Linked DNA regions of Homo sapiens: region 2 is linked to region 1. Evidence: read pairs that join two places in POLR2A ChIA-PET (ENCODE). Cell type or tissue: Panc1. All regions are shown on one strand. Links, peaks and the distances in the headings refer to the core of each region. The heading gives the core; the rest is flanking DNA.

What was found. Peaks named below come from ENCODE experiments on the same cell type or tissue, not always from the same donor. Only the 100,000 strongest peaks of a DNase experiment are listed, where the experiment ranks them.
Region 2: POLR2A ChIA-PET joins it to region 1 with 7 read pairs; 16 of 35 experiments call an interaction of 5 or more read pairs at or near these places.

The regions. Positions count from the first base shown.
Region 1 is chr17:47,728,479-47,732,869 of GRCh38, forward strand. No RefSeq gene overlaps it. Among named protein-coding and RNA genes, the nearest start is that of TBX21, 2.6 kb to the right of the region's middle. RefSeq lists a promoter at 2,766-4,391. In Panc1, for the core only: no CTCF peak of the experiment used is centred there; no DNase peak of the experiment used is centred there; H3K27me3 peaks cover 810 bases.
Region 2 is chr17:47,640,278-47,644,633 of GRCh38, forward strand. All of the region lies in intron 1 of KPNB1-DT (KPNB1 divergent transcript), which reads right to left. Among named protein-coding and RNA genes, the nearest start is that of KPNB1-DT, 7.0 kb to the right of the region's middle. In Panc1, for the core only: no CTCF peak of the experiment used is centred there; no DNase peak of the experiment used is centred there.

The sequences.
Region 1 (4,391 bases), core at 94-4,093:
CCTGGCAGAGGTCTGATAGCTCCATTTACTGACAAAAAAAACCCAGAGAGGTTAAGATACTTTAATAGGTAGCACAGCCAGTAAGGGTTGGGATTGAGGTTCCAACCCAGCCACCCAACTAAGTCTCCCCACCCCATTTCTCTCTGCCCCAGCTCCAGCACCCCCAGGCCTCTCTGCCTCTGCAGACTTTCCTCCCATTGGCCCATCTCTGTCTGTCTCCTTTCTTTCATGCCCCTCTCGCAGGCCCAGCCTGAGACTTTCCCACTGAGTCACGATCTGGGTCCCTGACTTTGTGGTCCCTGTCCCTCTCTGGGTCTAAATCTTTCTTTCAGAAATGCACCCTAAGCCTCTCACTTTGCTCTCTCTTTCTTTTCACGCCTTCTCCCCAACTCGCTGCCCCCTCTCTTTTACTATCTACCCTCTCACAGCCTCTAAGGCTCTGCCCAGCAGGGTGGAGGGTGGAAATCCTGGGTCCTGGTGCCATGCCATGCTCCACTAACAGTTTCCAGTAGGCTGGGCGTGGTGGCTGATGCCTGTAATCCCAACACTTTGGGAGGCTGAGGCGGGCAGATCACGAGGTCAGGAGATCGAGACCAGCCTGGCCAACATGGTGAAACCCCATCTCTACTAAAAATACAAAAAATTAGCCGGTCGTGGTGGCATGTGCCTCTAGTCCCACCCACCACGGGAGGCTGAGGCAGGAGAATTGCTTGAACCCGGGAGGTGGAGGTTGCAGTGAGCTGAGATCGCACCACTGCACTCCAGCCTGGGTGACAGAGCAAGTGACTCTGTCTCAAAAAACAAAACAAAACAAAACAAAACAAAAAAACAGTTTCCAGTAATAGCCGCTCCTCCCCAGCTGCCCCACCAAACCCATCCAAGAGCCTTCCAGGTGCCTAGGGAGCTCAGCACTCCATACGTTTTCAGGAGAGGACCCAGGTGGCTGGTAGACTCTGGGGTGAGGAATCATCTGGTCCTAGAGCATCAATAAGGAAATCTCAATGCCTGCAGCCACCCTCCTCAGGCATGAAACCTCCTCCACCGCCCTCAGTGTGCATACCCAGCAAGCTCAAGGCACACTGACTCGCAGGATGGGACTTGGAGATGGGACAGCAAAATGGGAGGGAGCCTGAGAGTGGGGTGCATGGACTCCCTGAAGTCCAACGCATCACCTGGAGTCCTTAAACATACAGATTCTAGAGACCCGCCACAGGCCTGGGCCTCAGAATCTCTAGAAGCAAGTCCCAGAAATCCACATCGTTGTGGCTTCCTGGCATAGTCTGCAGCCCACAGGTGAAGCAAGTGCTGTGTGACCTTCGGGGAGCCTCTCTCATTTTGAGTCTTCATGGGAAACAGTTTGAAAGGAAGCCCTGAACGTTTGCAGAGGACAACAGCGTGGAGAGAACCAGTGTCTAGGCTGTGGGATTAGGCATGATTTTCTTTTCTGTTTTCTAAACCTTTTCTTTTCTTTTTCTTTTTGTTTCTTTGAGACCGAGTCTCCCTCTGTCACTCAGGCTGGAGTGCAGTGGCACAGTCTCAGCTCACTGCAACCTCCTCCTCCTGGGGTCAAGTGATTCTCTTGCCTCAGCCTCCTGAGTAGCTGGGATTACAGGGGCCAGCCACCACACCTGCTAATTTTTATTTTTGTTTTTGTTTTTGTTTTGAGATGGAGTCTTGCTCTGTCTCCCGGGCTGGAGTGCAGCGGCACGATCTCGGCTCACTGCAACCTCTGCCTCCTGGGTTCAAGTGATTCTCCTGCCTCAGCCTCCTGAGTAGCTGGGATTACAGGCGCCCATCATGCCCAGCTAATTTTTGTGTTTTTAGTAGAGATGGGGTTTTGTCATGTTGGCCAGGGTAGTCTAGAACTTCTGGCCTCAAGTGATTTGCTGGCCTTGGCATCCCAAAGTGTTGGGATTACAGGCATGAGCCACCACGCCCGGCCTGTTTTCTAAACCTTTTCCAGTGTTAGTATGATTCTTCCTCATTCTTGTGGGAAGAGCACTGGCCTGGGAGTCAAGAGACCTGGGTTCTAGCTTCAGCTCTGCCACAAATGCACTGTGTGAGTTTGGTGTCTTATTCCATTTTGCATAGTTACCATCCACCGTGTCTCATAAAATGTGATGCTGGTTGGAGGCCATGTCTCTCTCATTCCTGGACACTTATCTTGTGTTTCTTCACTCCGGTCTCACCAGGACCAGCCTCATAATGCTCCCTGTATTGATGGGATAGAGAGGGCTGGGAGGAGCAGCCATGGGGAAGTGAGGGGATCCCAGGGGGCCTCATCTCCTCACTCCTCTTCTCCCACCTTTCCAGCCCCAGGGCCCGGGAGGAGGGTGAGGTGGCAGCTGGAGGAGAAGGTGTCACTGCCAGGGCCCTTATTCTCACCCAAGCTGGCAGAGGGGCGGGACTGGCAGCAGTGACACCAGGGCCACTCAGCCCCCGCTTTTCACAAGCACTTTCTTTTTTGGGTGGAAGAAATTGGAGAGAGGGGGTGAGAAATCGGGGATTGAGGAACCAGGCTGTAAGACCCTATAACAGCCTGTCAGGTTCTAGAGAGACCACCCCCAGCCTTCCTCTTCCTCCAGAGGCATGGCCCCAGGGCCACCTGATTCTGAGATTCATAATTCCACCTGCCCCAGAAAGCTGGGTGGGAGCTCATGTCATCCTGTTCAGAGGCAAGGGGATGAATCACTTGACCTGAGGATTAATGTGGAAAAGAGGAGGGGGAGAGAGAGGGAGGAGCAAGACTCCATTTGATCTTCAACAGCCAAGCACTGAGCAAAAATGTCCCCCAAAGGGGTGTCAGCATTCAACAGTCTCACATCTCCTAGGGAATCAGTCATTCAGGAGGGTCTTACTGAAAGCTCTCATGTTTCCCCAAAAGTAGTGAAGGATCCCAAGGTCACCCTCTCTTCCAAGCAATGCTGCCCCACTTTGAACATCAGGCAGAAACTTCCCTGTTCCTTAAGGTACGGAGAAATGGTGGGTAAGGTGTTGGGGAGGAGGCCAGTCCTGTGTTTCTGGTACTGTCATGTATCCGGTCTCCAACCTCAAAAGATGTGCTGATTCTCTCTCCCCCAAGCCTCCCTGGGTCATGCCCACCTCCTGGAGTCCCCAGCTTTGCCTTTGCCTGCCAACTTGCCTCTTGGTTCAGCTCTATTTGGGAGCAGAGAGTCCCCATAGGCCCCTAAGGGTGAAGCCCTGTCAGGCTGGGACAGAAATGTAGAGCTGGGGCCAGTTCCCAGGGGAGAACTGGGGAGGACTGGGGTGAAGGTAGAGAGAGGAGAAGTTAAACTTTAACATGACAAAAATATTAAAGTATTTTTCAAAGTACTCTTAAAAATGTAAATCTTTATCTATATACTGATATGCAAAATATTCCATGACACCTTGTGGAGTGAAAAAAAAGTACACATTATAAAGCAGCATGTGTAGTGTTTATATAAATTATATATTTGTGCATGTGTGCAAAAGACAGAGACAGAGAGTATATAAGGAGTGAGGTCTCAGAGGGTGTTCACTGAAATGTTAATCCTGTTTGGCTTTAGGGGGTGGAATTTGGGGTGATTTATACAGTCTTGTTTTTACTTTTCTGTGCTGCTTAAATTTCCTATATAAGTATGTTTCATCTTTATACACAGGAAAACTCCCAATGATGCTATTTTCAATTGGGGGGGGGGAAACGGATAGTTTTCATCATAAAAGGAGTCTAATACATTAGTTAACATAAAAGGAAAATGGAGAAAGAAAAGCCTCCATCGTCCTATCTCCGAGGCAGCCCTTCAGAGCATGTGGTGGGTTTCCTTCCTGTCAGCCGGCTCTGAATCTGTTCAAAGCAGCTTTTCCATCCAGGTATAATAATAGATTGGAAAGTGCTGCACACGTACACCCTCTCATGTAAGGCTTGCAGCCCCCCTGAAAAGTAGATCTGTTTATTTCCCCCAGTCTATGGATGAGGCACGTGAGGTTGACTTTCAGGCAAGGAAAATGACTTGCCTGGGTCACATATACCTGGCAGGCAGAGCCAGACCTGGGACTCTCAGCACTGGCAGCCCAATGCTACTTCCAGTGCCCATGACTGCCATGCAGGGTAGGGGAGCTTTTGTGGGCCCTGCCAGGCCCAGCTCAGGGCCCTGCAAACCCCTGGCTGCTGCTGATGCAGTGCGCTTTAAGGAACATTTCCTGTTGTCCATCAGGTTCCAGGTCTGCCCCCAGGGCTAGAGCTACAAGATGCAGCCAACTCAGCACATGTGGACCTCTGGTGGGGAGAAAGAGGGCAACCCGAAAGGTCACTTAGCACAGAGTCTGGGCACACAGTAGGTATCAATAAAGATCGATTGAATGTTCATGGTCAAAGTTGCTTCTAGTGTGCCCGTGCTCCGAGCCTCTGA
Region 2 (4,356 bases), core at 357-4,356, 88 kb before region 1:
CCATCACCAGATGAATGAATAAATGTGTGGTACATCCATGCAATGGAAAACGATGAAAAGGGATGAACTACTGCTATGCATAACAATGTGCTTCATTTCAAAAACACACGGAGCAAAAGAAGCACCAAAGAGTACATATGGCACGATTTTACTTACATAAAATTCTAGAGAACACAAAATAAAATAATGTCCACAAGTAGACTGTGGCTGTAGGATGTAGGAGGTTGATTGCAAAGGAGTGTAAGTCATGGTGCTGGTAAATTGGTTCCCAAAAAAAGAAAGAAAGAAAAAGCCTGGATTTGTGGTACTTACTGTTTTCTGTGGTGTAAATACTCCCACCATGACCAACTTTGAGCTACTAATACGATGTTACTAATGTAGATTTGGGAAGAGATGTACATATTTGGCTCTCCTGAGCTGGTACTAGCTAGCTCCAGCACATTACCACAGAAAGGAACAAAGGTGATCCGATGGTCAGTATCTTGACTGTGGTAGTGGTAGCACAGGTTTATACATCTGTCAAAACTTACCAAACTGTACTCTTAAAATTGGTGCACTTTCTGCATGTAAATTATATTTCAAAAACAGTTATGTTTCAAATAAATATCAGCAACAACCCATATGCCCAATAACAAGGGACTGGTTACATTAGTTTATTGTTTATCCTCTTGATAGACTAGGATGCAGCCATTCAAACTTAGAAAATTTCAGCAACACAGCAACATGCTTTGCTATACTGTATCATGTTTTGTGGCAGAATAGGAAATTTTATTTATTTATTTTTATTTTTTATTTTTTTTGAGATGGAGTTTCACTCTTGTTGCCCAGGCTGGAAGCAATGGCGCAATCTTGGGTCACCACAACCTCCACCTCCCAGGTTCAAGCGATTTTTCTGCCTCAGCCTCCCAAGTAGCTGGGATTACAGGCATGCAACACCATGCCCAGCTAATTTTGTATTTTTAATAGAGTCGGGGTTTTTCCATGTTGGTCAGGATGGTCTTGAATTCCCGACCTCAGGTGATCCACCCGCCTCAGCCTCCCAAAGTGCTAGGATTACAGGCGTGAGCCACTGTGCCTGGCCAGGAAATTTTATTTTTACCATATGTTTGTCTATGCAAATTTTGTGGGCAGATGGATAACATGAGGCTTTTTGAAAGCACTGTCATGAGTTAATTCTTTTCTTTGTATTTAGAAGCAGTATACAGCAAAATGGTTGACAGCCCAGAATCTGTAGCCAGACTACCTGGGCTAGTAGTATTCAGATCCCAGGTGTCACTTCTCTCAGCTGGGTGACCTTAAGCAACTAACCTAAACTCTTTGAGCCTTAGTTTCCTTTTTCGTTTTTTGTCTTTTTTTTGAGAGGGAGTCTCGTTCTGTCGCCCAGGCTGGAGTGCAGTGGCGCGATCTTGGCTCACTGCAACCTCCACCTCCTTGGTTCAAGCAATTCTCCTGCCTCAGCCTCCCGAGTAGCTGGGATTACAGGTGTCCACCACCATGCCCGGCTAATTTTTTTGTATTTTCTCGTAGAGACGGGGTTTCATCGTCTTGGCCAGGCTGGTCTTGAACTCCTGACCTCATGATCCACCCGCCTCGCCGCCTCGGCCTCCCAAAGTGCTGGGATTACAGGCATGAGCCACCGCACCTGGCCAAGCCTTAGTTTCTTGACTGTAAAAAAGGCACAATAGGAGTACCTATTTTGGAGGGTTGCTGGGAGGATTAAATGAGTTACTATATGTAAAGAGCCTTGAACAATACAAAGAGTAAGTGTTTTAAAAACATCAGGCTGGGTGCAGTGGCTCATACCTATAATACTAGCACTTTGGGAGGTGGGAGGTTCACTTAAGCCCAGGAGTTTGAGACCAGCCCGGGCAACATGACAAAACCCCATTTCTACAAAAAATACCCCCCAACACACCCCAAAAATTAGCCAGGTGTGGTGGCACACACCTGTAGTCCCAGCTACTGAGGAGGCTGAGGTGGGAGGATCACTTAAGCGGGAAGTTCAAGGCTACAGTGGGATCACATCACTGCACTCCAGCCTGGGTGACAGAGCAAGATGCTGTCTCAAAAAAAAAAAAAAAAAAAAAAAAAGGGCCGTGTGCAGTGGCTCACGCCTGTAATCCCAGCACTTTGGGAGGCCGAGGCAGGTGGATCACCTGAGGTCAGGAGTTCGAGACCAGCCTGACCAACATGGAGAAACCGCGTCTCTACTAAAAACACAAAAAAATTAGCTGGGCATGGTGGCACATGCCTGTAATCTCAGCTACTCGGGAGGCTGAGGCAGAAGAACCGCTTGAACGCAGGAGGCGGAGGTTGCGGTGAGCCAAGATCGTGCCATTGCACTCCAGCCCGGGAAACAAGAGCGAAAGTCGGTCTCAAAAAAAAAAAAAAAAGCTATTATTTTCATGAAGCAATGATATTGTTTGGACAATAAAAATGCTTACTATGTGCTAGGCAGGAAACACAGGAATTTATATGACATGGCTTCTAACCTTGAGGAGCTATAAATGTGGTTCTCAATTGTGGGGAGGATTTAGCAGGGATTCACTCCCTTCCTAGGAGTTATTCTGTAACATCTGGAGACATTTTTGATTGTCCCACCATGACTTGGTGGGAGACGAGCCAGTGGAACTTAGTAGGCAGGGGCCAGAAATGCTGCTAAACATTCTGAAATGAACAGGACAGCTTCCCCAAAGGTAATTATGTGAGGGCAGGCACAGTGGCTCATGCCTATAATCCCAGCACTTTGGGAAACCGAAGCGGGTGGATCACTTGAGGCCAGGAGTTCGATACAAGCCTGGGCAACACAGCAAAACCCCGTCTCTACAAAAAATACAAAAATTAGCCATGTGTGGTGGTGCATGCCTGTAATCCCAGCTACTCAGGAGGTTACCCAGCTACTGGGAGGCAGAGGTCACAGTGAGCCAAGATCACGCCATGGCACTCCAGTCTGAACAAGAGTGAGACTCTGCTCTCTGCCACCACCGCCCCCCAACACCCACAAAAAAAAGAATTATGTTGTCCAAAATAATCAAGGTTGAGAAACCCTGAGTCATAGTCTAACTCAGGACAAAAGATACATGCATACATACAAATTGTACAAGGCAGACAATCAAAATAGAGCATTATGCAATTATACATATAAAAAAAAAAACAGAAAAGATAGAATAGCCCTGGGCCAGAGTACAGGATTCCCTGTGACACCTGGCCAGGAAGACAGGCCTCAGTGAACTTCCAGTTTTGGGACCCAGTGGACATACTTCAACGATTTGCAACTTTTAGCTTATTCTATCAGTAGGTACCTTTTTTAAAGGTTAAGTCAAAGTTAAAAGGCTTCACTTCTGCATTGCACTACCAGTGTGAAAATGTACTGGGGCCAGTTCACATATGTTTAATTCATATTATCTTTTCAATGCAACTTGATAAAGAGTTGAGTCAATTTAAAATTCTTAAAAGGGCGGAGCAAGGTGGCTCATGTCTATAATCCCAGCATCTTGGGAGGCAGAGGCAGGAGGATCACTTGAGTCCAGGAGTTTAAGACCTGTCTGGGCAACATAGGGAGACCCTGTCTCTACAAAAAAATGAACAAAATTAGCCAGGTGCAGTGGCTCACACCTGTAGTCCCAGCTTTTTGGGAGGCTAAGGGAGGAGGACTGTTTGAGCCCGGGAGGTTGAGGCTGCAGTGAGCCAAGATCATGCCATTGCATTTCAGCCTGGGCAACAGAGCAAGATCCAGTCTCAATAAATAAATAAATAAATAAAATCATTAAAAGTACATTTTTTGGAGTCAACAAGAAATGATACATAGGAATATTTTGGTTTCCATTTAAAATAGAACCATTTTGGGGAAAATATGCCAATATTTTAATGGTGGATATAATTTGAGGTTGCAGGTGGTTTCTGCGGAATTCCTTTTCAAAATTCCTACAGTGAGGAACATATATTTCTTTGATAATCTGAGAAAGAAGAAAGCATCTGGGCGCAGTAACTCACGCCTGTAATCTCAGCACTTAGGAGGCTGAGTCAGGTGGACTGCTTGAGCTCAGGAGTTCAAGACAGCCTGGACAACATGGTGAGACCATGTCTCTACAAAAATTAGCTGGGTGTGGTGGCATGTGCCTGTAGTCCCAGCTTGAATAGCGGTGGTGGAGGCTGCAGTGAGCCAAGATTGCGCCACTGTACTCCGGCTTGGGTCAGTGTAAGACCCTGTCTAAAAAAAAGCCTGATGTAATCCATACATAGTTCAAGGAAATGCAACTTGAAGTCTCGGTGTAATCCTCCCCATCCTACTAAACCATGTGGCCACCAACTCCTCCCACTTGGGAAACACTGCAAAGTGGCACCACCACCCATTCT